Regions from separate parts of the Homo sapiens genome. Here region 2 is linked to region 1. A link is a loop called in an ENCODE intact Hi-C map of the cell type or tissue named here. Cell type or tissue: Calu3. All regions are shown on one strand. Links, peaks and the distances in the headings refer to the core of each region. The heading gives the core; the rest is flanking DNA. Region 1 overlaps RELL1 (RELT like 1). Region 2 overlaps PGCKA1 (PDCD10 and GCKIII kinases associated 1).

Evidence for each region. Peaks named below come from ENCODE experiments on the same cell type or tissue, not always from the same donor. Only the 100,000 strongest peaks of a DNase experiment are listed, where the experiment ranks them.
Region 2: a loop joins it to region 1, with 4 times the contacts of the local background. A loop is called at or near these places in 7 of 110 quality-filtered maps.

The regions. Positions count from the first base shown.
Region 1 is chr4:37,665,753-37,681,478 of GRCh38, forward strand. The region is part of intron 1 of RELL1 (RELT like 1); the gene reads right to left. Among named protein-coding and RNA genes, the nearest start is that of RELL1, 13 kb to the right of the region's middle. RefSeq lists enhancers at 317-1,516, 799-1,356, 10,227-10,436. In Calu3, for the core only: no CTCF peak of the experiment used is centred there; no DNase peak of the experiment used is centred there.
Region 2 is chr4:37,457,245-37,472,970 of GRCh38, forward strand. The region is part of intron 1 of PGCKA1 (PDCD10 and GCKIII kinases associated 1); the gene reads left to right. LOC124900691 (a long non-coding RNA gene) reads right to left here. Exons shown (of 3, transcript XR_007058098.1): 1 at 1-15,726. Among named protein-coding and RNA genes, the nearest start is that of PGCKA1, 11 kb to the left of the region's middle. In Calu3, for the core only: no CTCF peak of the experiment used is centred there; DNase peaks (open chromatin) are centred at 6,407 and 7,357.

The DNA.
Region 1 (15,726 bases), core at 3,180-11,179:
TTAGGAAATCAGTGAATTCCCTGAAGCTTACAGAGAGCTGGTGCAGGAAACCAGTCCTTGGGGAGCTAGATCCCTGGTTTCTGGGCACAACTGGCACCTGTCAGGGTTAGAAGTCCAGCCAAGTCATTTCTACCCTGCAGAATAGGACATAAACTAATCACATGGGGAAAAAATGGGTGGTGCTGAGCTGGCTGGAGGGAAGCAAGGGCGTCAGAAAGGAAGACTGGCCCAGCACCCGACCAGGCAGAGGGAGAAAGAGAGATGGTGACTGATGCCCCTGTGGAGTGTTGGGGGTTTATGATTTCCAGATCCAGGGCCTCTAGGATGCTCAACTACTTTACCACCAACTGCTAACAGCCACTAACCTTTACTGGAATTTTTACTTACATTATCATTTCTTATCTCTACAACTCTGAGATAGGTGTTAATATTAAACCCATCTTAGAAATGGAGATGATCAAGAACAAAGTATTGAAGCTGAAGTCACTCATCTGGGAAATGGCTGGGCCAACATTTGAACCAAGGTCTGTTGCACGCAGGGCCAACTCTGAAGCAAGACTACTCCCTATGAAGCATGGAAGCAAAAGCAGAAACTGGCTTTTTTCTTGGCTGCACTGTGTTCAATTTGTTTCCTAGCTGTGAAGCCCCAGGCAAGGTCAATTAGCATCTCTGTGCCTCAGTTTCCTCATCCATAAAATAATAATAGTTTCTAAGCCTTATATGAGATTACTAGGGTTTATCCAAGTTAAGACTTGATAAATGCTAGCCATTATTGCTGTGATTATTATTATCTGTGGTAATAAGAGCAAAGCAGTTGCTATCCTCACCAAGCTCACAGCTCAGCTGGGGATATAAAATCAAACATCCAGAAAAGGACAAGGAATCACATGAGCTGGGCTGGAAGGGGCAGTGTTAAATGTGGGGTGCAGAAAAGATAAGCCCTGGGGGTGAGTGAGCAGCGACCACACAGCACTGCTCAGGTGGTACCACAAGGCCAGGCAGGCACCCACATCCCCACATGCAAGCCAGTGTTTCTCTTCCTTCCAGGAACAGGAAGCAGATAATGACTAAACAGAGAACTACAAAAGTCCTAAACGAAGGGTTTTCCAATTAGTCACAGGTTAGGTCGGGCAATGTTCCTGCAAGACAGGCACGTGGGCTGGCTTCTGAGAACATAGGAACTGGAAAAGGAAGGTGAGTAAATGTTGAGCTCCAAGGATCTGTCCCGGCTGAAGTCCCCTGGTGTGAAGTCCCCGCTACTGCTGTTAGAGAAAGGGCAAAGTAAAGGAGGGAGTAGGAAAGAAAATAAAGGTCACTTCAGAAAAGGCAAACGAAGGAAAGATTGAACAGAAGTAACCAGGAAAACCCTAGACGTAGGGAAGTCAATGTTAAAGAAGAGAAATGAATGTCACTAGCATGAAACCCAAACAAGAACTCTGAAAACCAGTAGCAACCAGTGAGACACACAGAAAAAAATACTATTAATAATAGTCACATATTGATGTATAATGTGTACAGTTACTATTTCAAGCATTTTTCAGATATTAACTCATTTCATCCTTACAATAACTCTATGGGGTAGCTTCTATTATTTCCAGCCCCATTTAAAGATGTAAAACTACAGAACAGAGAGGTTAAGTAACCTATGCCAGGTCACACAGGTAGCAAGTATCAAAGGTGACTTTAATCCAGGCAGCCTGGCTCCAGAACTCCACACTCTGCTCCATTACTGCTGAAATGTGAGGGCTCACAGTTTCAACATTCAGTAAAAGTCCATGGAATGGGATTCTCCATAGCTCATCTCTATTATAGATACTACAGGGTTCACGTAGTAGAGTTAGAGAAGGTAGAAAACCTACAGATAATCATTATCCCTGTAACACAGCAATAAATCTACAATGACAGAATGGCATTTCCTAGTGAGTCAGTTATTAGGAAGAGAAGGTACATTTAAAAGTTACGTTCTTTCCAAGTCAATTTATCTTTTTTTTTAACCAAGTGCTAATTGTTAAAAAGTAATTCTGCTGCCATTTGTAAGATACAAAATTAAAATGCTACCCTGATCTACATATAACACTGATGAAACAGTTGGTTACTTCTCAGAAATCCTAAACTTCCTTTGCACTCTTAAAACAATAGAAACACTTTGTATGAAGGGATCAGATTTGTCATCACCCACTTTGTCCAAAATGATCTCAATTGTGAATGAAAAATGTTAAGTGAAAAAAAAACACATACAAAGCAGTATTTAGAGCTTAAATGGTCCCAGTTTTTATAAGAAAAAAAAAGACATCAAAATGTTATCAAAGTGGTAAGATTATAAGTCATTTTTTTTCTTTAGTGTTTTGTGTCTTAGCATTCCCCACATTTCCTTTTATTTTAATTATTCACAGTAAAATCACAAAATGTTTTTCAAAAAAGGGAGGAGGTATGCACAGAAAAAAAGGAACCCCCTCCCCCTCCCCCTCCCCCTCTCCCTCTCCCCTCTTTCCACGGTCTCCCTCTGATACCGAGCCGAAGCTGGACTGTACTGCTGCCATGTCGGCTCACTGCAACCTCCCTGCCTGATTCTCCTGCCTCAGCCTGCCGAGTGCCTGCGATTGTAGGCCCGCGCCGCCACGCCTGACTGGTTTTCGTATTTTTTGGGTGGAGACGGGGTTTCGCTGTGTTGGCCAGGCTGGTCTCCAGCTCCTAACCGCGAGTGATCCGCCAGCCTCGGCCTCCCGAGGTGCCGGGATTGCAGACGGAGTCTCCTTCACTCAGTGCTCAATGGTGCCCAGGCTGGAGTGCAGTGGCGTGATCTCGGCTCGCTACAACATCCACCTCCCAGCAGCCTGCCTTGGCCTCCCAAAGTGGCGAGATTGCAGCCTCTGCCCGGCCGCCACCCCGTCTGGGAAGTGAGGAGCGTCTCTGCCTGGCCGCCCATCGTCTGGGATGTGAGGAGCCCCTCTGCCTGGCTGCCCAGTCTGGAAAGTGAGGAGCATCTCTGCCCGGCCGCCATCCCATCTAGGAAGTGAGGAGCGCCTCTTCCCGGCCGCCACCCCATCTAGGAAGTGAGGAGCGTCTCTCCCCGGCCGCCCATCGTCTGAGATGTGGGGAGCGCCTCTGCCCTGTCGCCTCGTCCGGGATGTGAGGAGCGTCTCTGCCCGGCCGCCCCGTCTGAGAAGTGAGGAGACCCTCTGCCTGGCAACCGCCCTGTCTGAGAGGTGAGGAGCCCCTCTGCCCGGCCAGCCGCCCCATCCAGGAGAGAGGTGGGGGGGTCAGCCCCCCGCCTGGCCAGCCGCCCCGTCCGGGAGGGAGGTGGGGGGGTCAGCCCCCCGCCTGGCCAGCCGCCCCGTCTGGGAGGTGAGGGGCGCCTCTGCCCGGCCGCCCCTACTGGGAAGTGAGGAGCCCCTCTGCCCGGCCAGCCGCCCCGTCCGGGAGGGAGGTGGGGGGGGGGGTCAGCCCCCTGCCTGGCCAGCCGCCCCGTCCGGGAGGGAGGTGGGGGTCAGCCCCCCGCCCGGCCAGCCGCCCCATCCGGGAGGTGAGGGGAGCCTCTGCCCGGCCGCCTCTACTGGGAAGTGAGGAGCCCCTCTGCCTGGCCAGCCGCTCCCTCCGGGAGGGAGGTGGGGGGGTCAGTCCCCGGCCCGGCCAGCCGCCCCGTCCGGGAGGGAGGTGGGGGGGTCAGCCCCCCACCCGGCCAGCCACCCCGTCCGGGAGGTGAGGGGCGCCTCTGCCCGGCCACCCCTACTGGGAAGTGAGGAGCCCCTCTGCCCGGCCACCACCCTGTCTGGGAGGTGTACCCAACAGCTCATTGAGAACGGGCCATGATGACAATGGCAGTTTTGTGGAATAGAAAGGGGGGAAAGGTGGGGAAAAGATGGAGAAATCGGATGGTTGCCGTGTCTGTGTAGAAAGAGGTAGACATGGGAGACTTTTCATTTTGTTCTGTACGAAGAAAAATTCTTCTACCTTGGGATCCTGTTGATCTGTGACCTTACCCCCAACCCAACCCTGTGCTCTCTGCAACATGTGCTGTGTCCACTCAGGGTTAAATGGATTAAGGGCGGTGCAAGATGTGCTTTGTTAAACAGACGCTTGAAGGCAGCATGCTCGTTAAGAGTCATCACCACTCCCTAATCTCAAGTACCCAGGGACACAAACAATGCGGAAGGCCGCAGGGTCCTCTGCCTAGGAAAACCAGAGACCTTTGTTCACTTGTTTATCTGCTGACCTTCCCTCCACTATTGTCCTGTGACCCTGCCAAATCCCCCTCTGCGAGAAACACCCAAGAATGATCAATAAAAAAATAAATAAATAAATATAAAAAAAAAAAAAAGAAAGAAAAAAAGGAACCTGTTAAAAAAAATACCTCCCAAGTATAATTAACATTTATGTTTTCTTGCTGGAACTCTGGGGCATTTTTTTCTCTTTTTCTACTTTTTGCAGTTTCTAAAATGTCCTGATCATAATCGATAGTTTTTTTTTTTAACTGTAAGTAACAGTCAATGAGGAGCCATCATTACTATAAGGTTGAACCATATGAAATTGTCACTGTAGTGTCAGAGTAATATTAATAGTGTAGACAGCGGTAAACCAGGATACTGGAAATCCCTTAGTAAAGAGACTACTAAACCTACAATCCATCATATTGACATTTTAGATGTTTCCATTGGTTGGAGGCAGAGACAGTGCTATGAAATCTTTGGTGAAAACCACAGGAAACAAGAGTCAAAGAAAACCATATAGTAGTATAACTTCTACTTTATTACACTATAAAACACAATGTAAACACATAAATAGTAAAGAACAGCCTGATAATTTTTTTTCTTTCCCACTAAATCTTTTTTTTTTTTTGAGATGGAGTCTCACTCTGTGGCCCAGGCTGGAGTGCAGTGGTGTGATCTCTGCTCACTGCAACCTCTGCCTTCCAGGTTCAAGTGATTCTCCTGTCTCAGCCTCCCAAGTAGCTGGGACTACAGGCACGTGCCACCATGCCCAGCTGATTTTTTGTATTTTTTTAGTAGAGACAGGGTTTCACCATGTTGGCCAAGATGATCTCTATCTCCTGACCTCGTGATCTGCCCGCCTTGACCTCCCAAAGTGCTGGGATAATAGGCATGAGCCACCGCACCCGGCCGCCCCACTAAATCTTTTAAAAACACTTTTGAGCCTTTATCTTCTAAATAGTAAACTATGCAATTTCAGAGAGATTATTCCAGCCCCAACGTTTTCATATTATGAGTTGGTTTTTCCCAATAGGAAAGACTTGTCTGTTCCATTTTTCCTAAACCCAGTTCTCCAACACCAACCGGGTGTCCCACAATTCAATTAAATTCTGATACCACCTAGCATTTAGTGCAGACTCCACAGGTTAAATACTCAATCCCACAAGACTGACCCCACTTCAGATGCCAGCCGCAAATGGGGTCCCCAGGCTAACTGCACTTCTGCCTAGGGACTACAAATTGGGGGCTTTCCATGACCCCCCTCAATAAGTTTGGCATTTTGCTAGAATTATCAGAGGCGTTTGAACCAGAATAACTCCATCTTGAATAATGGCTGGGTAAAATGAGGCTGAGACCTACTGAGTTGCATTCCAGGAGGTTAGGCATTCTAAGTCACAGGATGAGATAGGAGATCAGCATAAGATACAAGTCACAAAGACCTTGCTGATAAAAGGGTGTGGTAAAGAAGCCAGTGAAAGTCCACCAAAATCAAGACTCAATGAAAGTGACCTCTGGTTATCCTTACTGCTCATTATATGCTAACTATAATACATTGGCATGCTAAGAAACACTCCCACCAGCACCATGACAGTTTACAGATGCCATGGCAATGTTGGGAAGTTACCTATATGGTCTAAAAAAAGTAGGAAGCCTCAGTTCTGAGAATTGCTCACCCTCTTCCTGGAAAACTCACGAATAATCCACCCCTTGTTCGGCGTATAATCAAGAAGTAACCATAAAAATAGCCAACCAGCAGCCCCGAGGGCTGCTGTGGAATAGCCTGTGGAATAGCCATTCTTTATTCCTTTACTTTCCAATAACCTTGATTTCACTTTACTCTACGGATTTGCCCGGAAGTCTTCCTTGCACGAGGTCCAAGAACCCTCTTCTGGGGTCAAGATCGGGACTCTTTTGGGCAACAATGACTCACAGAATTCAGAAAATCCCTACACTTATGATTACAGTTTTATTATGAAGCATACAACTCAGATACAGCCAAATGGTAGAGATTCATAGGGCAAGGTATGGTTGGGGAGCAGGCACGAAAACAGAACTTCCAAGCCCCCTCCAGGCACACCATCCTCCCAACACATCCATATGTCACCAACCCAGAAGCTCCTAGCCTCCTTGCTGCAGTTTTAACCAAGTTTTTATCACACAGGTTTGACTGATAAAATCACTGGCTGTTGTTGAGTGAACCCAATCTCCAGCCCCTTTCCCTTCCCAGAGATCAGGGATTGCAGCTAAAAGTTCTAACCCTGTAATCACATGGTTGGTTCCTCCGGCAACTAGTCCCCATCCCGTAGCTACCTGGGGGCCCACCAAGAGTCCAAGGATCACATTAGCACAAACTCAGGTATGGTCTAAAGGAGCTCATTATGAGTAACAAAAAATGTTCCTATCACTCAAGAAATCCCAAGGGTTATTTTTAGGAGTCCCAGGAATCAGGGACAAGATCAAATATATCATTTGTATTACACCACATTGACTCAAAGTCAAGAGTCTTTACTCACTAATATATCAAGATGCAGCACTGAACCAGTGTAGAAAAGATCAACCTTCTCAATCACAGGTTTGTGGCGGCAACAGATCAACTACCATATGGTTCATGCAAAAGAATTCTCTTTCCCTCCTTCAAGTCTTCTCCATCCCTATCCCTCCCACCCACCCAGGAACTAAGATCCACCAGATCTACTTAGTTTGTGTAACTACTGTTTCCATAATATGTAGGCATTGGATGTATACTGAATTACTTTGAAGCTGGTTAGTTTTCCTTCCCCCAAATCTATTTCATCACATCATAAGAAATTAAGGGACTGAGAAAACTCACCAGAAGTGACAGAGATGGAGCCCTTAGCCAAGCAGGATTTACAAATCATCCCAATGCTGATATGCATGGTTTATTTAGAGATTGCCTTAACACTGACAGTCCTCCAGACTGGGAAGGAGAAGTAAACAAGGACAAGACCCACAGTAGGGCCAAAAAATGAAAATATACCAACATACTTCCAAAATATAAATGTTTAATGGTTGAGAATTCAATAGTCTGGACCATGTGTGGTGGCTCATGCCTGTAATCAAGAATTCAATAGACAAGCTGATTTGTATAATTTGAAGGTATTTACTCTAACTTAAGAAAAATACATAATTAGCGAGCTTTAACCATTAATGAACACTCCTTGGCTTTCACACCACCAAGCCATCAAGACTATATACTTTTTTTTTCTTTTTTTTTTTTTTTTTTTTTGAGACAGGGTTTCACTCTGTAGCCCAGGCTGGAGTGCAGTGGCACTATCACAGCTCACTGCAGCCTTGCACCTCTGGGCTTAAGTGATCCTCCTGCCTCAACCTCCTGAGTAGCTGGGATGAAAGGCACATGCCACCATGCCCAGCTAATTTTTGTCCTATTTTTGTAGAGACGGGGTCTTGCTATGGTTTTCGGGCTGGTCCTGAACTCCTGGCCTCAAGCGATCCTCCTGCCTCAGCATCCCAAAGTGCTGAGATTACAGGCGTGAGCCACCACACTAGGCCAAAACTATATACTTAGCACTTACTTCATGATTCTCATTTCTCAGCACTCCTTAAACTTTGAAAAATTGTTTCTATCTGCATATCATATGGATTGCATTAAATCTATTCTGCTGCATAGATCCTATTTGTGTTACTTACAAAGGACTGTATTATGTTTGATGGCTCACCCTCTGCCTCCCTACCACCTACACTTCTGCAGATAAGGAAATGGGAATGGCAATCTGAACTGCCCTGCTGACAGCACAGGGCCCTGTCTCCTTTCGGCTCAGCCTCTGGGGCTCTTCTATCACATGGAAATGCATGGGGGCCTCTTGTTGTCCCCTATCCTCCGCAACTACACAGTAAAGTGCAGTTTCAGGGGCTCTGTCGCCTAACCTCAGTCTCCCCTCTGCAGCCTCATCTCACATGACTTCCACTGAGGAGTCTCTGCCACACCCAGTCTGCATTAACTTCTCTATTCCCACCTCCATGCCTTTGCACACAGGCTGTTTCCTTTGCTCAGCACACCATTCCATACACTCCCTTTTAAGGTCCACTGAAAATGCCAAGTTTCAGGCTATGAATGAAGTCTTTTCCATCGCCCTTATCAGAAGGAAAGTCTCCCTCCCTTTGATCCCACACAGCACTTTGTCTGTAGTTCTCTGATTACACCAAACACATTCTCTACTATACTATAGTGATTTGTATTCATAGCTTATCTCCCCCTTCTCAATCACAAGTTTGTGGAGAACAAAAAAGAAGTTTGTTATTCATTTTACATACCTACATAGCACCTGACGATATCTCAAATAAGAGAAACCTCATTTTTAAATTAACTGCACACTGTAAAGAATGATCTACAAGTTTTACCTGCAATGACTATTAAAAAGGGCTGAGTTGACAATCACGACTGTGAAATGAGTTTCACCTTCAAAACCCAGCTTCTTGGCTCTATCACATAGCTTTAAACAATATCCAATGCTTCCCTTTTTCTTTTGGTGGTTGTTCTGTGTTTTGCCTTTAGAAGGAGGATGGAAAGAACTGAGGAAGCAGTAAAAGCATTCAGGCCGTACGAGCATATAGAAAAAACTTGCAAAGAAAAATGAAGAAACGCCTGCTCATTAGCCATCTGCCACTTCACCAATGCCAGGAAATTCCGGGCAGCTGTTTTTTATAAAGTGGATAATTCACATAATTGTGTTGGGGACTTCCAGCTATGAAGAACTGTTAGAACATTTGAAAATTAGTGTTCCCAAGTTGTACTGTGATACAAAAGCCCAGTGAATTCTTCAAACTTCCACCTCTTACAGGAATCTGAGAAAACCAGATAATGTTTACATCTACGCATGGGGAAGGAAGGCTTGGCAGATTATTGGTATCGAAAGGAATTCTTTTTAGTTAGTTTTTAACCCTACCTGTCTTGTGAATGTGCTATGTACAGGCTCTTTGTAAGTCTTCAACCATGCAGCAAAATCCATCTAGCCACTCAAAGATTGGTAATAGCATAATTGTCTAATGTGTGTCTTTTCAGGAAATTGAAATTGATATGTTGTATCTCCCTCATGCCAAAATTTTATAAAAATCATTTCTAAGCCTAATGACATGTAAACTGAATTACCCCCTCCAAATATTTACTCTAAAAGCAAGTGGACAATTTCTGTAGAATTCCTAAGATAATCATCTCCTGCTAAAAACAAAATCTACATTCAATTTATAAGATGCCTTTGTATTCTCTTTAAGAAGATGAACCTATAGTGAAAAAGCTCAAAAACAAATTAAATATAAAACTTTCCTTCTACTAGTGGTGCTGGGCACCGAATACCTGCAATTTCACATAATGCAAAGCACATTTGAGAACAATGAACACACACCTCACGTTGACTTCCCCTCCTCTGACTTGAGCAAGAAATTCCCCTTCTCTTCATCTTGGTTATTCCCTGTAAGTCTCAGTTTCCACATCTCCACAGAACAGAGAATAACATGCAACCTGCTCCACACAGTGGTTGCAAGAATTAAATTTGATCAGGCAATCAAATATTTTGTACACATTTCATATGCTCAGCTGCCTCAAGAAGCTCTAGTTAGACAAAACAAACATGGTGGAAACAATTGCATGTAACTGAGGGCTAAATAACATGGAAAAGATGCAACATGTATCCATAGACTTGTGGACAGTGTATTCACAGGAGGCAATAAAGGCAGTGAGAATACCTAGGAAATGTTTCCTGGAAATGCTATCCTTGATCTCAGCTTGAAGGATGGTCAGAGGACAGGATACATACAGCCCCAAGAAGAGGAGAGGGGATTCCATCTACTCTTATCTCTTTCACTCCCCTGCTCACAGTTGATACTTAGCCAGCATCACCTGGAAACATGAGAGTTGAAAAGCAAATCTCCAGACCCATCCCAGTCCTATGGACTCAGCACTCTCAGGTGGGGCTCAGAGATCTGTTTTAACCAGCCTTCCAGCTGGACTTCTGAACACTCAAGTTTGGGAACCACTGCTGTTGCTTTGCTTGATCTTACCTCCTCTCTTCGGTGACCACAAGTTCTTTCCACCTGACCAACTCCTGCAGTTTTTGCAGCTGTAAATTTCACTTTCATTTCCTCCAGAGAGCATGCCCAACCTGCACTGGAGTCTAGTTTGTCCATGCATGTCCCAACCCCAGCCCTAGGTTAGGTATTTTGGCCCTGTGTCATACTTTCCTTGACAAGGTACTCAGGGCATGTCATTTTGCTTGTTTAATTGCCTTCCTGATAACCTACTAGCTCCATAAAGGCAGGTACTGAGTCTATTTTGTTCACATCACTTCATTCTCAGAGCCTTGCACACTGTAAGGTACTTTGTTAATACCTGTTGGATAAATAAGTAAATCAAAGAAGCCACGAAACAATTGGTTTTGAATAGTATAAAGTACTATAAAATCAGGAATATGATACATATACAATTAACAGATGCATTTGAAGTACCGGTTGTAGAAACACAGCTGAGTTTAGTTTGTCTTTGAGAAGAGTTTCATGAAGAGATTTGGGTTTCGAAAATCTCTGCACTGAAAATGCTACCAATGTCACACCATATCACCTGATAAGGTAGTATTGATTGTTTGTTATTATCATTCTTGGCAGTATTGCTTGTTTGTCATTATCATTCATTTTTCCTCCATGACCAGATTTTTCTGCCTTTGGAGCAATTTGGCCCACAGAGGCTGGCAGACAAAACAGCCTCTCACCAGTGCAAGAGAAGGGCTGTGGGGAGGCTTACATCTAAGATTTGTGGGTGAATATTGGAAACAGTAACTCTTCACTTTATTATAAAGAAAAAGCTTTGGACCAAGAGTCCTAACACCTGAATTCTAACTCTGGCTTCCTTCCTTCCCTCATTTAAATATTTAAATATTTACTCTATTCCGGGCCCTGTGCTTGGATCTGAGCCTACAATGGCGAACAAGACATACACGTAGTCCCTCCCTCACCAAACCTAAAGGTCTGCTCATCTGCTATGGGCTACAGCCACTCCTGACTCCTACAGGACACCGAACCTTTCTGGGCTAGTTTCCCCATCTGCAAAGAGAGGGTGTTAATTACAAGATGACCATCAAAGTCCCTTCTGAATCTAAAATATGACTAAGAATAACACAATTACTCCCATGAGTCAGTTAGCCAAAGTTCTTCCTAGTCCTCCTCATCCTACATCCAAGGAGCTGAGAAACCAGGCCCTTGAGCATGAGGATCAAGGGCATATGTAGATCAAGGAAACCTGCCATAGGCAGCAAGGCTGGATCCACTTCCATAGACAGTCTAACAGAATGGGAAGAGTCCCAGAATGAGGAAAGACACTCACTTAAGTCCTGGCTGTGCCAGCTCAGTTTCTGCATCTGCTAAATAAAAGCTTGGAGGACACAGTCAAGGTCTCTTCCAGCCCTAATACTACAGGACTCTGCTTCCTCCTCCTAAGAGTCTCATTCATTGAAACACTCATCAAAGAGCCACGAGAAGATGAACAATAAGCACTCAGACCCTGGATAATCACAAAGCATGTCATCATCAAATCTACATCAAATACTAAAGAAAAACTGTCACAATTTTGTGACTACACCTATAGATCAGCTATCTAAGAATAAACCAATTGGTGAATCTTCCAAAGTTCTTCCAGAAGAAAATGTCATGCTCTACCCTACACATTAGGCCATTCTTGCACTGCTATAAAGAAATACCTGAGGCTGGGCACGGTGGCTCACGCCTGTAATCCCAACACTATGAGAGCCCAAGGCAGGTGGATCACCTGAGGTCAGGAGTTCCAGACCAGCCTAGCCAACATGGTGAAACCCAGTCTCTACTTAAAAATACAAAAATTAGCCGGGCATGGTGGCAGGTGCCTGTAATCCCAGCTACTCAGGAGGCTGAGGCAGAAGAATCACTTGAACCCAGGAGGCAGAGGTTGCAGTGAGCCGAGATCACACCATTGCACTCCAGCAGCCTGAGCAACAGAACAAGACCTTGTCCCCCCAAAAAAGAAATACCTGAGACTGAGTAATTTATTTTTTAAAAAAAGAGGTTTAATTGGCTCACAGTTCTGCAGGCTGTATAGGAAGCATAGTGGCATCTGCTTCTGGGGAGGCCTCAGAAGCTTCCAGTCATGGCAGAAGGCAACAGAGGAGCAGGCACATCACATGGCGGAAGCAGGAGCAAGAGAGAGTTGGGGGGGAGGTACCACACACTTTTAAACAAACAGATCTCTTGTGAACTCACTCACTATCGTGAGGGCAGCACTTCTCATGATGATGCTAAATCATTCATGAGAAATCTACCCCCATGATCCAATCACCTTCCACCAGGCCCCACCTCTAATACTGGGGATTACCATTCAACATGAAATTTGGGCAGGGACAAATATACAGACTATATCACCTTATAAAGGTAATGCTTTCCTTCCTTCTTTGCTTAGTTTTGGTGGCTAATGGCTCTGCCCCACAAATCCCCTGCCTCCCAAGAGAACTCTGCCAAGCCCATCAGACCCTACTCCTTCGGGCACTGCCCAACATCCCCTCCTCAAAGCCCCCTCTGCCCTTTACACAACCAGCACCCAGGGCTCAGGAGCAACAGGTGACAGGAAACCCCTCAAGTAATGGCAGAGGCCCAAAAAGGAAAATTCTGGAGTGGTTAGGAACTTTGTCTCATTCTTTAGCTGTGATAGGTTAGTATCTGGTTTAGCCTAGGCAATAATAATAATACACTTTTTCATCACTTACTGTGTGCCAAGCACTCACTAGTTTTATCTTACATAACTGACACAACAATGCTATGAGGCAGCTCAGCCATATTCTCTCTATAATACCGATAAGGAAAGTAATTTAAAGATTTTTTTTCTCTCTGTACAACAGGCACTTTTATTAGTGGCTGGAATGCAGTTATCCACAAGAGTGCACAAACAAAATGGGAGAGGAGGATCAGGTAGGGCTGGCAGCTGGCAAGGGAAATGGGAGATACCTGGCTGGCGGGTTCTCTCTGTTTGAGATCCTGGGACAGTGCTATCAAGTAAAGAGAAGAAGCCGGGGGCCTTGGGGTATTGCAGGTGGGAATGGAAAACCAGGTCCTCTGAGTTCAACAGGTTTGGCAAAAGGATCCCCAAGGTAAGATGTCCGGCCCCTCTACCCATCCATCCTCCAGAAAATCCCTTGGGTAGATTCAGTTTCTCTTACAAAGAGAACTGTGTTAGTAACTGGCAAAAGAAAGCAGAGGAGAAATTTGGCCCAAACTCTCCATCTAGCCGACAAGTTTCCATTCTAATTGGCACCCATTCATAAAGTCACTTGGAATAAACAAAATCTTAGTTTTTTGGGGGTACCCTTATTTTCTTAGATTTCACACTAGAGTACCAAAGTTGTACTTCTTTTTCTGAAGTGTCACTCATTTGAGGACTTATTTTCCCCATTGGAAATTTTGCTACTTTGAGCAGTTTTATATTTGCCTCCTAACAGACACAAATAAATGAGTCACAGAAGCGAAAATGCAGGACCATAATCCCTTATCTGAAAACCTGGAAGTCAGATGTGCTTCAAAGTTCAAACCTTGTGATTTTAGGAAGGTAATGCAATGCATTTAGCGCACAACCTGTAACACTCAAATCAAATTCATTAATATTATTCAGCAGAACATGCAAATAGTCAAGATAGAATAATATATACCATAGAACCACACATTAGGCTGGGTGTGGTGGTGCATCCCTATAATCCCAGCACTTTGGGAGGCCGAGGTGGGTGGATCACATGAGGTCAAGAGTTCCAGATCAGCCTGGCCAATATGGTGAAACCCCATCTCTACTAAAAATACAAAAATTAGCTGGGCGTGGTGCATGCCTGTAATCCCAGCTACTCGGGAGGCTGAGGCAGGAGAATCTCTTGAACCCGGGAGGCGGAGCTTGCAGTGACCCGAGATCACACCACTGCACTCCAGCCTGGGAGACAGAGAGAGACTCCATCTCAAAAAAAAAATTAAAAACCTCACATTAGTTCAAGTTAAGTTTTACAACCTACAGAGGGTATCAAAAGCCTACAAGAAAAACTTGTTTTCAGAGCTTTTTACATTTCAGAATTATCCATAAAGGATTACACACTTGCAAATGGCTCAAAAACTAGAAGAAAACAAAATCAACCTGATAGTTACCAACCATGTACAAATTAAAACAATCAAGGTACCAATTTTTGCCTAACAAATTAGCGAATATGTTTTTCAGAGAAAATAACAAGAATATGAAATTGAGTCTTTTTGGCTATTGCTGTGAGAATGTAACCTGGGATGACCTTCAGATCAACACTGATGTCATCAATTGCCTCAAAAATGTGAACATCTTTGACCCTCAAAGTGCCTTTTCAGGAACCCATTTTCTGTGGAAGTCCTCTGATATTTAGGCAAAGTTTCATGCACAGAGGCATTCATTGAAATGAGTTTTAAAACTCACTTAAAAATAATGAGCAACTGAAATCTCCCAAATAGATACATAGAAGTAAAATACAGTGAATCCATATAGTGGAACAGTAGGCAGCCCTTTTTTGGGTGTATAGGGAAATAGAGAAACATTTCTGTGTAACATAAACTGAAAAAGTCATGATACAAAGTTATATTGCATTATGAACCTATCCGAGTTAAAAATGCAATTAAAGAACCTATGCGAGTTAAGAACGCAATTACAGGCTCATGCCTGTAATCCCAGCACTTTGGGAGGCCGAGGCGGGCGGATCATGAGGTCAGAAGATCGAGACCATCCTGGCTAACACGGTGAAACACTGTCTCTACTAAAAATATAAAAACAAAATTAGCCAAGCATGGTGGTGGGCGCCTGTAGTCCCAGCTACTTGGGAGGCTGAGGCGGGAGAATGGCATGAACCCTGGAGGCGGAGCTTGCAGTGAGCTGAGATCGCGCCGCTGCACTCCAGCCTGGGTGACAGAGCAACACTCCATCTCAAAAAAAAAAAAAAAAAAAAAATGCAATTAGAGAAGACCAGAATGAAATATGCTAACAATGGCTAGTGCCTTGGAGTAATGGAATCAAGGGTGATTCTCGCTCCTTCCTCCCACAAACTTTAGATCTTTGGGGAAATTTTCCAAAAATACCTAGTGCACTGTATTTTAGCTAAAGGGAAATGAGAAAAGATGGCTTGGCTACTTAACTCCTATGCAACAGTAGCAAACTCTAATCTGAGGTGTCACTCTGGGCTTTTTAAAAATCCCTATCATTGCAAAGCTATCACCACCTCCAGAATAAAAACTGTTTAATATATGTGGTCCACATTTATTTGACAGTTTAAATGACGTAATATAAATCAAGCCTAATGCGCACTCTGGAGAAAAAATACTATATTTTTTAAAGATACACAGGATAAAAGATATATGCCACTTTGCCATTTACCCAGAACTTTCAGAGACAAGAGCTCAGTAAGACAGAGCAGCCAGTAGGACAGAGAGACAGGTGTTGGCACAATGCCCATTTTACAGGTGAGGAAATGGAGGT
Region 2 (15,726 bases), core at 3,991-11,990, 210 kb before region 1:
AAAAACACCCTGACATTTGATTGTTTAACACTAGTGGAAATGGACAGTAGAACAGCCTTTCTTTTTTATTGTTTTCAGTTGACCACAACATGGCCTGCTGTATGTCACAGAGAGGACTGTATTATATTTGTAAGAGTATTAGTGACGTGTGAGAGGCTATACATAATGCCTGTGAACAAACAAAAGTCACCTTGGTTATTGACTCATTGCCGCATGCATAGCTTTTTAATACAATGTGTATTTGGATGTATTTTAAATTTATTCACTTGATCACTAGTTGTGGAGTAGATGTCTACACACAGGAGTTTTGAAATTTGATTTTGGTGTTGTTTTCCCTCATTTGATAACTGAGTATCATATATCTTGGTTATTAACGTGCAATAAATACAAAGATTTGATTCTGTATAGCTGTGAAATAGTACTGCTTTTATTTGGTCAGATTGTCAACAACCTTAGTCCTCCAGAATATGTATTGTAACCTAGAAATGCATAAAAGAAGTCCACCTGCACCTTCAAATTGTTGTTAAGAGTCACATACTTAAGATTCCCACTAGAACTTATTTGGCATTATTTCATTTCTGATTCCTAATGAGCTTGGCTACCTGGGTTCCTGGTCCACAGCAAGATCTACTTTATAGTTTCAATGTACAGCTCTTGTGATAAGTATGAAATGTGGTTACAGCCAAATGCTAGGCAGCAAAGACAATACAGTGAAGGTGGTCTGTGATTAAACCCTAAGTCTACAAGAAAAACATTAAATTGTGTTCAAAACTATCTGTTAGAAAGGAAGAAGTACTGCCTTTTGGTAAAAAGGACCCTTGATCCTTTTTAGAGCTGGAAAAGAACCTTAAAAGTTACTTGGTCTAACCACCTTAATTTACAGGTGAGGAAACTGAGTCTCAAAGAGGTTAATTGATTTGTCCAAAGTCATACAGCTGCCCATTGGAAAAACTGCTGGGACTGGAATCTCAGAGTCCCAATTCCTGGTTTAGTCATGTTCCTACTTCTGACTAAAAAGCACAAATGTTAGTACTATGAAAAACTCATTCTATATTAAGTATAATATTGTCCAAAACATAGCCACTGTTTATTGAGAAATTACTTATATATTCAGTATCAGTTATCTATTGCTGTGTAACAAATCACCCCACACGTAATGGCTTAAAATAACCACCATTTATTGAGCTTGTGCTTCTGTAGATAAGCAGTTTGGGTGGGCTTGGGTGGGCAAATTACGTTCTTTTCCAGTTTCCTCCATGCATCTGTGGACACCAAGGCAGCTCTGCCTCTGAGTATTGGCGGACCATCGGCCATGTCACGTGGGGAGCAGCTGAGCCTCACGTCTTTCATGATTTAGCAGCCTAGCCTGGGTTCATCACATGTTGGCTCAACTTGGTTGCAAGAGAGAATGGAAGCAACGCCCCTTGAGGCCTAAATTCAAGCTGACACAACTCACTTCTACTCCAGTCTATTTCAAAAGCAACTCGAGAAGCCAGCTCAGATTCAAGGGGTGGAGAAATAGACCCCACTTTTTAATGGGAGGAACTGCAACGTTACATTAGAAAATGGCATGGATTCAGGGAGGGATGGAGAATCATGGCCTTTTTCACAATTTATAATATACACCTCGTACCTTATGTAACTTGTCTAACTTAATTCTCACAATAGCACTGAAGGTTAAGGCAAAATTCCTATTTTACAGGTGAAGAAACTGAGAACCAGACATGTTAGTCTGGATTAGGCAGGACAGATGGTGAGTGATGAATCCAACACTGGGACTTGGGTGTGTCTGACTCCAAAGCCTGTGCTCAGTACCACGACGGAGCTCTGCCTCCCTACATAATGCTGCAGTGAAGGGTGGTGGTATTACTAAGTATTATACGGCTCAGAGTTTTGCGTGAAAAAAAAATCAAACTTTAGTAAAACTTTTTCATGATTTATATGCTAAGAGAAATATCAAACATGATTATGCCCTCAAAGAACATATGGTCTCATTTATATATGGTTGCAGTGTGCACACATGTTATTTAAGCAATAAAATTCCAAGTAAAGAGAAGTAAGACTGGATAATCAGAGAAGCTTAATAGAGGATGAAGTGATGAGTTCAGGGGAGCCAAGAGAAAGCCCTATTTAGAATAGTATCTGTTAATATCTCAAAAGATCCTCACGTCATTTATATAAATTAAGTAATATTCCCATTATACAAGGGAAGTTATTTGCCCTTAGTCACACAGCTAAAACCTAATCAAGATGACATTTAAACCCATGTCCATGTATCTCAAAAAACTATTCCTTTTCCATTTTTTTCCAATAAGCCAGTAAGCTTTGGTCCTCGAAGTGAGGTCCATGGACCAGCAGCATCATAACCATCTGGGAGCTTGTTGGAAATGCAGAGTCCTGACTTCACCTCCAGTCTACTGAATCAGAACCTGCATTTTAACAGGATCTCCCAGATGATTGCATAACCACAGTAAATGCAGAGCCCTGCACTAAAGGGAGCTTGGAGAAATGACTTGTATTAAGATAGGTGAAGGAGGGTGGAAGAGCTTTCTTTCTTTTTTTTTTTTTTTTAGCTTGGTTTTTTTTTTTAATTTTATTTTATTTTAAGTTCCAGGATACATGTGCAGAACGTGCAGGTTTGTTACATAGGTAAACATGTGCCATGGTGGTTTGCTGCACCTGTCAACCCATCACCTAGATATTAAGCCCTGCATGCATTAGCTATTTATCCTGATACTCTCCTCCCCCTGCCCTCCCTACAGCCCCGGTGTGTGTTGTTCCCCTCCCTGTGTTCATGTGTTCTCATTGTTCAACTCCCACTTATGAGTGAGAACATGTGGTGTTTGGTTTTCTGCTCCTGTGTTAGTTTGCTGAGGATGATGGTTTCCAGCATTATCCATGTCCCTACAGAAGACATGATCATGCTTCTTTTTTATGGCTGTATAGTATTCTGTGGTGTATATGTGCCACATTTGCTTTATCCAGTCTGTCACTGATGGACATTTGGGTTGATTCCACGTCTTTGCTATTGTGAATAGTGCCGCAATAAATATACATGTGCATGTATCTTTATAATAGAATTATTTATATTCCTTTGGGTATATACCCAATAATGAGATTGCTGGGTTGAATGGTATTTCTGGTTCTAGATCCTTGAGGAATTGCCACACTGTCTTCCACAATGGTGGAACTAATTTACATTCCCACCACCAGTGTTAAAGTGTTCCTATTTCTCCACAGCCTTGCCAGCATCTACTGTTTCTTGACTTTTTAATAATCACCATTCTGACTGGTATGCTGTGGAATCTCATTGTGGTTTTGATTTGCATTTGTCTAATGATCAGTGATGAGCTTTTTTTATATGTTTGTTGGTCACATAAATCTCCTCTTTTGAGAAGTGTCTGTTCATGTCCTTTACCCACTTTTTGATGGAGTTGTTTGGTCTTTTTCTTGTAAATTTGTTTAAGTTCCTTATAAATTCTGGAAATTAGACCTTTGTCAGGTGGGTAGATTGCAAAAATTTTCCTCCATTCTATAGGTTGCCTGTTCACTCTGATGATAGTTTCTTTTGCTGTGCAGAAGCTCTTTAGTTTAATTAGATCCCATTTGTCAATTTTGGTTTTTGTTGCAATTATTTTTGACGATTTCATCATAAAATCTTTGCCCATGCCTATGTCCTGAGTGGTATTGCCTAGATTCTCTTCTGGGGTTTTTATGGTTTTGGGTTTTACATTTAAGTCTTTAATCCATCTTGAGTTAATTTTTCTATGTGGTTTAAGGAAGGGGTGCAGTTTCAGTTTTCTGCATATGGCTAGCCAGTTTTCCCAGCACCACATATTAAATAGGGAATTCTTTCCCCATTGCTTGTTTTTGTCAGGTTTATTGAAGATCAGATGGTTGTAGATGTGTGGTCTTATTTCTGAGGTCTCTATATCTGTGTTGGTACCAGTACCATGCTGTGTTGGTTACTGTAGCCTTGTAATATAATTTGAAGTCAGGTAGCGTGATGCCTCCACCTTTGTTCTTTCTGCTGAGGATTGTCTTGGCTGTATGGACTCTTTTTTGGTTCCATATTAATTTTAAATTAGCTTTTTTTCTAATTTTGTGAATAATGTCAATGGTGGTTTGATGGGAATAGCATTGAATCTATAAATTACTTTGGGCAATATGGCTATTTTCAAGATATTGATCCTTCCTATCCATGAGGATGGAATGTTTTTCTGTTTGTTTGTGTCCTCTCTTATTTCCTTAAGCAGTGGTTTCTAGTTCTTCTTGAAGAGGTCCTTTACATGAGGGTGGAGGAGCTTTCTAGGCAGGGAGAACAGTGAAAGCTTGGACGCTGGGCTGGAATCAATGCCACAGGTATGAAAGCAAGTGGAGGGATTGCTGGACTAGAGTAGGGGTGCGTTTTTGGCAGTAAAAGGAAGTTATGTGAGACTGATGGAATCGCTGTGGAGCCTGATGAAGTCTGCTTGTTAGAAAGGTTAATCGGGCAGTACTGAGGCTGGCCTGGCAGCAGTGACCCTGGTTGTTGCTTAGGCTTTGCTGTCCTTTAGCTGTCCTGTGAAGAGAACTCAGACCAAGGAAAAGATGGAGGAAATAGAGGAGAAGGATGCAATCTGGGAGGCATTTCAAAGCACCTTCCATGGGACTCGATGCCAGATCTTCTAAGGGAATAAAGAGAGAATGTGAACATGATTCTGGACTGTCAAGTTCTGAACTGTGCTTCCCAACCTTCAGGCTGGGATGTTATCTTTGCAATTCTTTGCTACTGTAAAAGAAGGATACTTTTTGGTGATTGTGGTTTTGTTGTTTGTTTAAAGGCAGCTTCCCCCATTCCTTTTCATTATAGCAGTTTTTCAGCTTTTGCTAAGAGGTAATTCAAACATTTAAATTCCAAATCTGTATGTCCATGTAAATAGTGGGGAAATTTTTTTGGCAGGCAATTATTTGTAATGAAATAGTTCTTTATGTAGTTCTGTTTATTAGGCCTTCCCAACAACCCTGTGATATCTATGTAGGTAGGATTATGATGATCATTTCATAGTTAAGGACACAGACTTGGAGATGTGATTCAGCCAAAACTTGAACCCAGGCCTGCTGGCTCCAAGCACAATTCTCTATCTGTCCAACTAAAGCACTTTGCAGGTTTTCTATTTGGTCTTTGGAGGAGATTATCAAACTGATCAGTCTTTGGTTTACTTTGGTTTGACTTTTTTCATATACACTGTGCCAAATTCAGAACGATGCTTCAAAGTTTATATTGGTGGTTTGAAGTAATTATTTCATGGAAAATTGAAAATGCCTCATTAAAAACTGATTTCCTCCCCTGCCTGATTTTCTTATTTTATTGAATCCATATGTTGATCCCAATGGCAACAAACCACACTTCAAATTTCAAATGATGTGAGCAATTTTGCCGTCCATTCCTTTGTTTCTTTGAATGATGAAAAGATTTTTATTTTTTTTCAATTCAATTTCTAAGCCTATTTCTTAAGCAACTAAGCTGAGGCTTTAAAAATGTCCATAGATGAGGTCAGGAGATCGAGGCCATCCTGGCTAACACAGTGAAACCCCATCTCTACTAAAAAAATACAAAAAATTAGCCGGGCTTGGTGGCAGGTGCCTGTAGTCCCAGCTACTCGGGAGGCTGAGGCAGGGGTATGGCATGAACCTGGACTGCACTCCAGCCTAGGTGACAGAGCGAGACTCAGTATCAAAAAAAAAAAAAAAAAAAAAAGTCCGTAGATGACAGAATCATGACCTGGAAGGGGTCTTCAGTGGTCCAAACCCCTCATTTTATGGATAAGAAAACTGAGGCCTAAAGAGAGAATGGGACCTCTTAAAGGATCTCCCATAAGTTGGAGGTTGTTGTAGGGCTGGGACCCATGTCTATAACCTTCCTGTCCTGTGCTTTTTCACTCAACCACTTCAGAGCTGTTCCTTTCCCTGTGGCAGCGTCTCCCAGCCACTGGTGAGCAGTGTAGGGAAGTTGAAAGAGTTCACATTTTAAAGCCGCCATTACCTGGGTTTGAATCCTGGTTTGCTGGCTACCTGGCATGTGACAAACGCATTTAATGCTATAGTCATTTCCAAAGAGAATAATAAAACAGAGTTAATTGGCTAGACCGTCAAGATTGCAGTTACAATTTATCTGCATTCTCTTTTAAACTTGACAAGACAAGTTTTATGATGCTCACCAGGATTTGGTTTTGGCAAAGGAAGCCAAGTGTTCTAGGGGTGGACATAGTAAAAATGGAAGAGATCCACTGCAGCCCAGGCAGAGGCCCCACCAAGCCTGATCCCCCTGCTGTAAAATGAGTTCAGGCACTACTGTTGATGCCATGCATTCTCTGTTGGAAGATAAAACACAAGTATTTCCTGGTGCTGCAGCACAGGGCTAAATTGTGGCGCTGGGGAGGTGAGCCTGAAAACAAAGGCAGATAGAGAAGTCACAGCTCACTGGTGAGGGAGCTAGAGAGTTGTTTTCTTAATACCCTCTGCCTTTGAATCTGCCTAGATTCAAAGATTTAATGGGGCAAAAGGAGTGTTACTTTTATATAACCAAAAAAAAAAAAAACTAAAATAGCTTTAGAGAATAAAATTACTGAAACTGCAACCCTTGACAGGCAATTGCCCTTTAAGAGTTAACTAGACAAACAAGCAAAACAAGCTAACAAATACAAACTCAAGAATCCACGGCTGGAGCACATCGCAGGTCCCCTAATGGCAGGTATGACTAGGCGAGGCACAAGTACACCCGCGCCCATAAGTCAGAAATTATGAGATTCATCCTCCCAAACACAGATGACAGCATCATATGCACATTTGTTTGCATTAAATCAGTACTCACCTCTGCAGGTGCTTACCCTCTATTCAGTTTAAGTGAGCCCTTTGGAAAGAAACTGGGTGTGGGGGTTGTATTTTCTTCCATCACTAAGCCATTTGTTCCACTGTACTTCTTGTGTAAGTCTCAAAAGAGGAGAAGCTATGGCCCACTTGGAGTCAGGCCTGGCTGCCCCAGAAGAGACGGTAATGAGGGCTGGACTCTCATCGGGTTTGAATTTTGGCTCTGCCATTTGTTGTGGGACCTCAGAAATACTTAAAATTCCTGGATTTCAGTTTCCTCATCTGTAAAACTGGGACGCTAACTACTCCTGGATTTCAGTTTTCTCATCTGTAAAACTGGGACGCTAACTACTTCCTCTAATGTGTGTCTACCTAGCACAGCCCGCCCTTAGTAAATGTTTAAATAATCTGAGTCTCAGCCTCTATGGCCTCCCATTTTCTCAAATGTAAAATACATCTGGACTAGAGCAGAATGGGAGGTACAGGATGGAAAGAAAGAATGAGGGAGGGGCTCAAACTACACACACCTTCTCCTGGCTCCCCTCGTCTTGACCTTATATAAAAGCCACACGAAATAGCAGGAAGCTTTCAAGCTTAAACTCTTGGGATTTCCCCTGAATTTCTAACTAGAGATGTAAATTTCCTCATTATGAAATTGTCTACTTAAATATCTGTCCAGGGATAGTTTCAAATGTTTCTAAATATACCCCAAGCATGTAAAGAACTTGTTAGGGTAAAACCTATAATCAATTCCATGTTTGTATTAGTGTGAGGCAGAGAGGATGCCAAGGACTGAATTTGAGGAAAGGAAGCAACAGTGGAGTTCACAGAGAAAGCAGAACTTATTTACATGCTGAAATGATCACAGTATAAGTAGGGAGACTAAAGAAAACTGTAAAATATGGAGAAATTAAAGCTCAAGAACGTGACCTTTTCTTGATTCTCAGTTCCATGAAGAGTTTTCAAAATAACAAAGGTGGCATTTATAACATTTAAAAGAGAGGGCCGTGGCCTCACTTTTCATATTTAGTATATTCTCCATTCTTCATTTTGTGAATTGGAGTTTTGAAAAAATATTACTGTAAAATGTTCTTATACTGGAGGGCCCATTCCAATTAGTGAACCTAGTGCCACAAAAAGCTTTTTTTTTTTCTATCAATGTGTAGAATAAAACCTAAATACCCTTTTATTGAACAAGCATCTGCGGAGGTCAAGCACCGTGCCAGGTGGTGAGGATACAAAGGTGAACAAAATGGACCTGGACACAATCTTGGTGGGAGACAGGTATTGATGCAATAACCATACTGGTGTGGATGGCTTCCCTGAGGAAGGGATGTCCAGCTGGGATCCACAGGATGAGTGGACTCTTACCCGGCAAAGGGAGCCCCAGAGAGGGGAGGGCGAAGGGCATGCTGATATGGCTTGGGGGGATGGTGTTCTGAGAAATGTCTTGAGCACGAGGAGTACCAAGAGAAGTAGACAGTAGCTTCATCCTGCAGGCCTTGCAGACCACATGCTAAAAACCAACCTCAGCTAACCTGGTCCTTCATATCTACCAGGTCCCTCTCAGTGGATGTTAAAAACTCCAGAATTTGGAGGTGGGTGAGGATAAAGAAACCATCCTCACAGCCTCAACACTTGGTCTCGGGTTCGATTCACCCTCACAATCCAAGTTTGATTAGTAAGCAGGAATAAAAACAATCATACATCCTGTCCTGTAAGCTTGGTGAGGCCCCTCCTTCTATTCTTTTGGTTTCTCCAACTGTATCTTCATGGAAAGTTCATGAAAGACAAATGTGACACTCTTCTAGAAGAAGAGTTGAGGTCACCTAAGAGCTTAATTTAAGCAGCAAGAATGCTTTGAACCGGCCACTGAATGAGCCATTTCTCAGAAACAAGCACTAGGAACATTGGGAAGGGTAAAAGATACTGGATTGCTGTAATCACATTGTTGATGCAAGAGTGGGAGTGCCTCTCACTACACTATTTCTAGCCAGTCCACACTCATACAAAACTGATTTCACCAAGGAAAAATAACTTCTAACATCCATTTTGCAAACTCATAAAGTCCTTTGTGTTGAGTGGAAATAATGAGGCTAGCATACCTGTACAAGCCATCTCTGCCTTCTGATTATATTTCGTTTCTGAAATATTATATTTATATTTTGAAATATATCTGAAATATTAATGAAATATAATATCTGAAATATATTTCATTTCTGAATATATATTCCTGTTGGGGCAACTCATTTAATCTACATCCTAAAGCACAGATTAAAAGCACACTCATAAATTCCAAACTGTCTACGCTGACATACCATAAATTAGCAAATTGCAGACAATACAACCTTATAGTTGGTGGTCTTTATTTTAAGAACAGTGAGAAGCTATTGAAGGTTTTAAACTGAGGAGTAATAAGATTTGCATCCCTGGCTGCTGTGTAGGAAGAAGGCAAGACTGGGAGAGAAGAGATCAATTAAGGGACTATTGCAGAAGAAGATGTTGATTCTCCTCTTGAATAAAGTAGAGGCAATTATAGAGTGAGAAGTGGATGGGTTCCTAGGATAGTCAATAAGATCACCAGTACCTGGTAATGGGATAGGAAATGGGAAGTGAGGGAAGAGGTGTCAAGATTGAATATTAGGACTTGGGTATACAAGTTTTCTTGCAGTATTGTTTGTGATGAAAAAAATCCATATATCATCAACATATACAATATGTAGGCCAAGCACGCTGGCTTATACCTGTAATCCCAGCACTTTGGGAGGCCAAGGTGGGCAGATCACCTGAGTTCAGAAGTTCAAGACAAGCCTGATCAACATGGTGAAACCCCATCTCTACTAAAAATACAAAAATTAGCTGGGCATGGTGGTGGGCACCTGTAATCCCAGCTACTTGGGAGGCCGAGGCAGGAGAATCGCTTCAACCCGGGAGGCAGAGGTTGCAGTGAGCCAAGATCATGCCATTGCACTCCAGCCTGGGTGACACAGTGAGACTCCATCTCAGAAAAAGAAGTACAGTATGTAGATACAGTGCAGTACTCTGCACTGATTTAAAAATGAGATGTATGTGTAATGACATGACAGAAATATTCAGGATATAGTCTTAAGTTTTTAAAAACTTGTTGAAGAAAAATGCACTTAGTGTTTCATTTTAATAAAATAGGAATGATTATAATTAGCTCTTAACAGAAAATAGCTGGAAGAATAAATTTTAAACAAATAACAGTGAAGATTATAGGGGCATTTACAAACTATATTTGACATTTCTGTACTCGAGTTTTTGCAACTCTCATGTTTACTTTTGTAGTCAGGGAAAGCAGACTTTGCAGAAGAGCAAACTGCCCTTCTTCTATCATAGAATCTTCTGATCCTCTGTCCTAAAATGATTGCTCCCTCTTCCGAATATCTTCTAGATTGTTAGAGCCAAAAAGGGCTTTAGAGATCATTTAGTTCTACGTCTTCATTTCACACATGAGGAAACTGAGGTCTAGAAGGACTAATGGGGTGGCCAAAGTCACATAACCCTAAATTAAGAGCAAGACCAAGACTAGAACCAAGGGATATACTGGCTTGTGGTCTAGAATTCTTTCTCCTACAAGCAAAGTCTCCTCTAGCACTCACTGTATCTGTGAATAATTTGGCTTTACTTGGAAGGCCTCATAAATAAATATGTCTTTCTCCTCCAGTAAATTTGTGCTTGAACTCAGAGTCAGTGTCCAGTATCACGTTCATGCATTGTGAAACATGCAGTACAACAATTGACAGGCTTCAGTTAGATTTCAGATCTGAGGCAACACTAAAATTTGGGGAAAAGAAAGACTCCCATTTGTGGTTTGTACTTACACAGCACTCTCAGGAGCTCGCTCATGTTCTCTCTCTGTCTTTCACACATACAGTAGGAATAAGTTAGTTGCCTAATTGGTTATGCTGGGGAAATGAACTTTGGGTTCAGGGCATGTCAGTAGGTACCTTCCCACTTGCAACAAAATACCAATATCCCGAACTTCCGGAAGGAAATGGCATGGCCGTTCAACTTTAATCTGTTGATAATGTCAGTAATTTCCCACAACTATATTCAACACTTTCTGGTCCTACAATTCTCATAGGTCCTTTTCACACAGTGTGTCTCAGGGACTGTTTCATATCTCACAGAGACACAGCCAACCCTGGCTTGACTATGGGCGTGGAGCAGTGTTTCACATTGTCAACCCCTCATGTTGTGGGGTTCAGCCAGATGGAGGCTTTTGAATCACTGTTCAGTGATATAAACCTCCTCCTTTGACCGAAATGAGAAATGATGGCTACTTTGTCCCTTGCCTTGTAGCTCCCCAGGGGCAATTAGGGAGTTGCCCCAGCCTGCAAAGGGCTGTGTTAGGATCTCACCTCTGGTGCCTCGTCCTTTTCTTCTCCTCCCCTGAAGCTAATCATGACACTTTTGTCTCTACTGAGCTCCACTTGGCATCTGGTGTTCATCGTCTAAATGAGCTGCTATCTCTAGGAAACTATTCTGCTCTCTGCCTCCCATTTTGCAAATTTGGTGTGTTTGTTTCCAGTGTTTTATTAATTTATTTCAACTGAACATTTTCCATATCCTAAACATTGACATTATTTACGTTACCATCTGCTTGATGTTTTAGACTCTGTATACCCCCCCACACACATATGTTTGTGTAAGATTCAGTTCTAAAGTCTTTCAAACCAGTTTTCTTTTCCAATAGTTAATTCTGTGCGGGTTCACAATGCCTTAAATATTTAAGTATCCATGTAATGCATTTATATTTTTTATCTTAAAATTCGGAAAAAACGTTAAGCCTCATAACTATGATATTCCTTTAAATTGTATTAAACTAGGATTTTGATATACAGTCATGTACCTCATAACAACGTTTGGGTCATATACCTCTTATACAATGTTGGTGCCTTAAGATTATAATACCGTATTTTTACTGTACATTTACTATGTTTAGATATGTTTACAATTGCCTACAGTATTCAGTAGTATAGTCACATGCGGTACAGATTTGTAGCCTAGGAGCAACAGGTTGTACCATCTAGCCTAGCTGTGTAGTAGGCTCTACCATCTAGGTTTGTATAAGTACACTCTGATGTTTGCACAAAAACAAAATCACCTAGCGACACCTTTCTTGGAACATATTCCCATTATTAAGCAATGAATGACTAAATGATATAGGGAGAAATTTAAAGCACTAATTATTTTCTCCTCAGTCAGCTGTAAGTCTGCCTTTCAGTAAGCTTACATTGTTCTTTTCGCAAATGCAGAAATTTATTTCTCAATAAGCTTCTTGAATACCAACTTCACATAGAGACTGTGTAGTAGTCAAGGAGAGAAAGCGTGGAAGAGCAGCCAGTAGACCCTCATTGCAAGTAGAACAGGAAGGAATGTGACTGAACCACACCCCAGTGGATCTTAGAATCAGAAAATTACAAGACAACACATAGAAAATTCCAAGATGACAAGATTGTTGTGCCCTGGAGGGTTATTAAAAGAGTTGGTATTATCTCTATATAACCCAGACCTGGACTGTATATGTGCACCCTCAGAAGTACCTGGAAAATTTTATGTTTCTCATTTCGTTCAGCTATGCCCAGACCAAGCAATAATCTATCGGACTTATATTATTCTTGGTATGACATATAGTTACTGAATTTTCTAGTGAAATGCAAAATATGTTGGATGGACAACAGGATGAGCTATTTGAGTCAGTCTGCTCTGAAACTCAAAGGTTGATGTTCTCCATAACTTGACCCTTCCATATCTGCACACAGACCCATTATCTGCTTTGCCACAAGAACGCTGATCATATTCTCTTCCAAATGGATAAGGCAAAGCATTTTTATGCCAATACTATGACACTTTGGGAGATACAGTTTGTATGCATAAACATTGGGACATTTTGATATTCACTGATTCAGTGATAAATTATTATTCACTCAACAAATATGTATTGAACATCTCCCAAATTAAAACTGCCATGAAAGAGTTAGAACATAGCATCTGTAGATATAATTAAGAGCTACTACCGGGGAACTTGTTTATGTTTCTTAATATCTACAACCAACAGATTAGTACTTTCTAGCCATTTGTTTTTTGATTCATAAAGTTTTGAGAGTAAAGAAATGTAAGAAAAAAATCAATTACCTCACAATCAACTGAGACTGTTTTCCTGCTAGAAATTCCCAGTTGGAACTGATTAAGAAATGTGTGTTTCTGATAAAGGTACAGGTGGAGCCAAAGGATAAAAGGGTGCTGTGTCTTTAAATTTAAAGATATTTTATAATTGTCCTTGAAGTTTCTATTTTCATTTGTTTGCTTTGGGTGGGACATGGAAAATATTTGCCTACTGTATGGTACTAATCTTCATGCATGTGTTTGCAAATTACCTTCCCTGTGAAAAGGGTGGAGGCATTTCATTGGTGATGGCTTTTCTTATTAAATACTTGCAAATGCATGAATTTTCTGCACCAAAAGTTGGTGAGTTCATTTTATATCTGAAAGTCGGGTTTAAGAGAAGATGGCTCAGAAGCTTCAAAAGTGTGAAACTTTAGGAATTAAACATTGGGTTCTCTAGTTATAAATTATCACCGGAGCTACCTTAGTTATATGCTTAGTATTTTCATTGTAAGCCAGTTATTTTCAAAGTTTTGGTGAACCCTAATATTTATTCTAAATTACATTGTTTGAAGAATCTTATTTTGCTTACCTAAGAAGTTTTTTTTGAGATGTAGAAAAGATCTTTAAATTATTTTGAGTGGCTATGTGTGGTTTTCTTCCATAAATTAAAACTTCGATAGTTCAGAAATTATTATTCACTCAACAAATATGTATTCAACATCTCCCATATACTAGGAAGAAAGTATGTCAGCCTTCCTGAAAGCCCACAGCATATTTTTCACAAACAGAGAACTTTAATTTGCAAATAAAATTATTGAATTCTATACTCCCACACCACGTACCTGATGTTTCTAAAAGAAAAACATTAACTAAATTTCGCAGTTTATTTGAGCAAAGAACCATTCATGAATTGGGTAGCACTCAGAACCAAAAGAGATTCCAAGTTCTGCTCCACAGTGAGCAGTGAGCTTACATTGGCTAAACTTGGAAGTAAAATACAGAAATAACTTGATTGGTTACAGCTAGGTATTTGCCATAGTTGAGTATGGTCTGGTCAGTTGGCTGCATCTGATTGGCTGAAACCCAGCTATTTGTTACAAAAAATATTCTCCTAAGTTTTCATTTGTTTATATACTAAATTAGCTTACAGTTTGTTATACAGGAATTCAAAGCACAGAGACAGCCTCAGTCTTTTGACCCCCTGCTTATTTTGCTTTAACAGTATGTAAATGTATTCTAGAATGAATATAATTTCATATATAAACGTAATTTTATTGAGCACTAACTACAAGCTAAGCATTATACTCTGGGATGGTCAGGATACAGAAGTGAACAGAATCCCTGTAATATCTACTGGGAAAGAGGAACATTAAATAATCCTTAAATAAAAATAGAATTTAAATTGTGGAACAACAAAGGAAAGATCAAAGAGGTATATAATATCCTTAAATGGGATCCTGTTTAAATGATTTAAATGGGAGAGGGGAGGGAAGGGAGAAGGCAAGGAAGGCTTTTCAGAGAAAGTGAAGTGCTAAAAGTAGAAGAATGAAGAAAAGTTGGCCAGGGGAAAAGGTGGAGAAAATTGGCTATATACAATTTTAAAAAATAAAGGGAGACTTCATTCTGGGGGCAAGAAACCTGGTTTCTAGCTTAAGAGATGCTAGCAACTGCCCTTGAGCCTGTCTTAACCTCTGGCCTCATTTTCTTTAAGTGAGAAATCTGAGTTGGATAGAAGGATCTAGGATTTCTTCTCTTATTTGATCTGTGATTAATATGTATGGCTACCTTATGGGGAAGCTCTCCAGTGGCTCCGTCTGGGCTGGTTCCTGGAGCTGTCATCATCTTAGTCCACATTCTTTCGGTTCTTGGAAATGGGGAAGCTGCATACTGCGTGTGCCCCTGGCAGGCATTGGCTAGGACTTGCGACAGTCATGCAGTTAGGCTTGAGCGACTTCAGCCTCCTGCCCTACCCATGTCCACAAATTTATCTACATCTGCATCAGTCCTTTCCTCATTCTCTTCATTCTCAGAGGATAAGGTGTTCCTTTTCCTGTTCAAGGCCAACTTTTTCATGTGGACTTAACTTTTATCTTCCATCCTCTGGGATATTGCTTCACCAATTAATTCTGTCTTTGTCCTGAATCTATCAACTCTAACCAAATAAAAGTGGGGGTAAGGGGTGTTGAAAAAATTTATTTCTTACAAGATAAATATGTCTTCCTTTGAGCCTGTTGGCTACTGCCCCATCTCTGTTTCCCTTATTTAAAAATAAAATAATATAAAATAAAATGTCCTAAAGAGTTCTTGAGTAATTGCTGCCTTTAACTGCAATTCCCATTCCAGTTCACTCAACATATTGCTATTTGGTTTTAGTCCACATCGTGACATGAAAACATCACTGATCAATTCTAATGGTCATATTTCACCCCTTTAATTTAAAAACCTCCTTGCTACATTTCAAGCTATTGATCTTGAGGATGTCTTCCTTTTTGAAATTCTCCCTTTCCTTTGATGCTTTTATGCTATTACATTTCTTATTCCTGATTCTTCTCCTACTTCTATGACCAGTCCCTATTTTTCTATCATCTATTATCAAGTTTGACCCTGAGGTTTTCATGATGCAGAATCCAGTTGTATGTTCTATACTATCTATGAGTTATGTCTGCAAGGAAGAGTGTGCAAAGAATTCTGAGTAGGATTAAATGGTAACCATATTCATTGATTCAGGTCAACTGGCAAGGT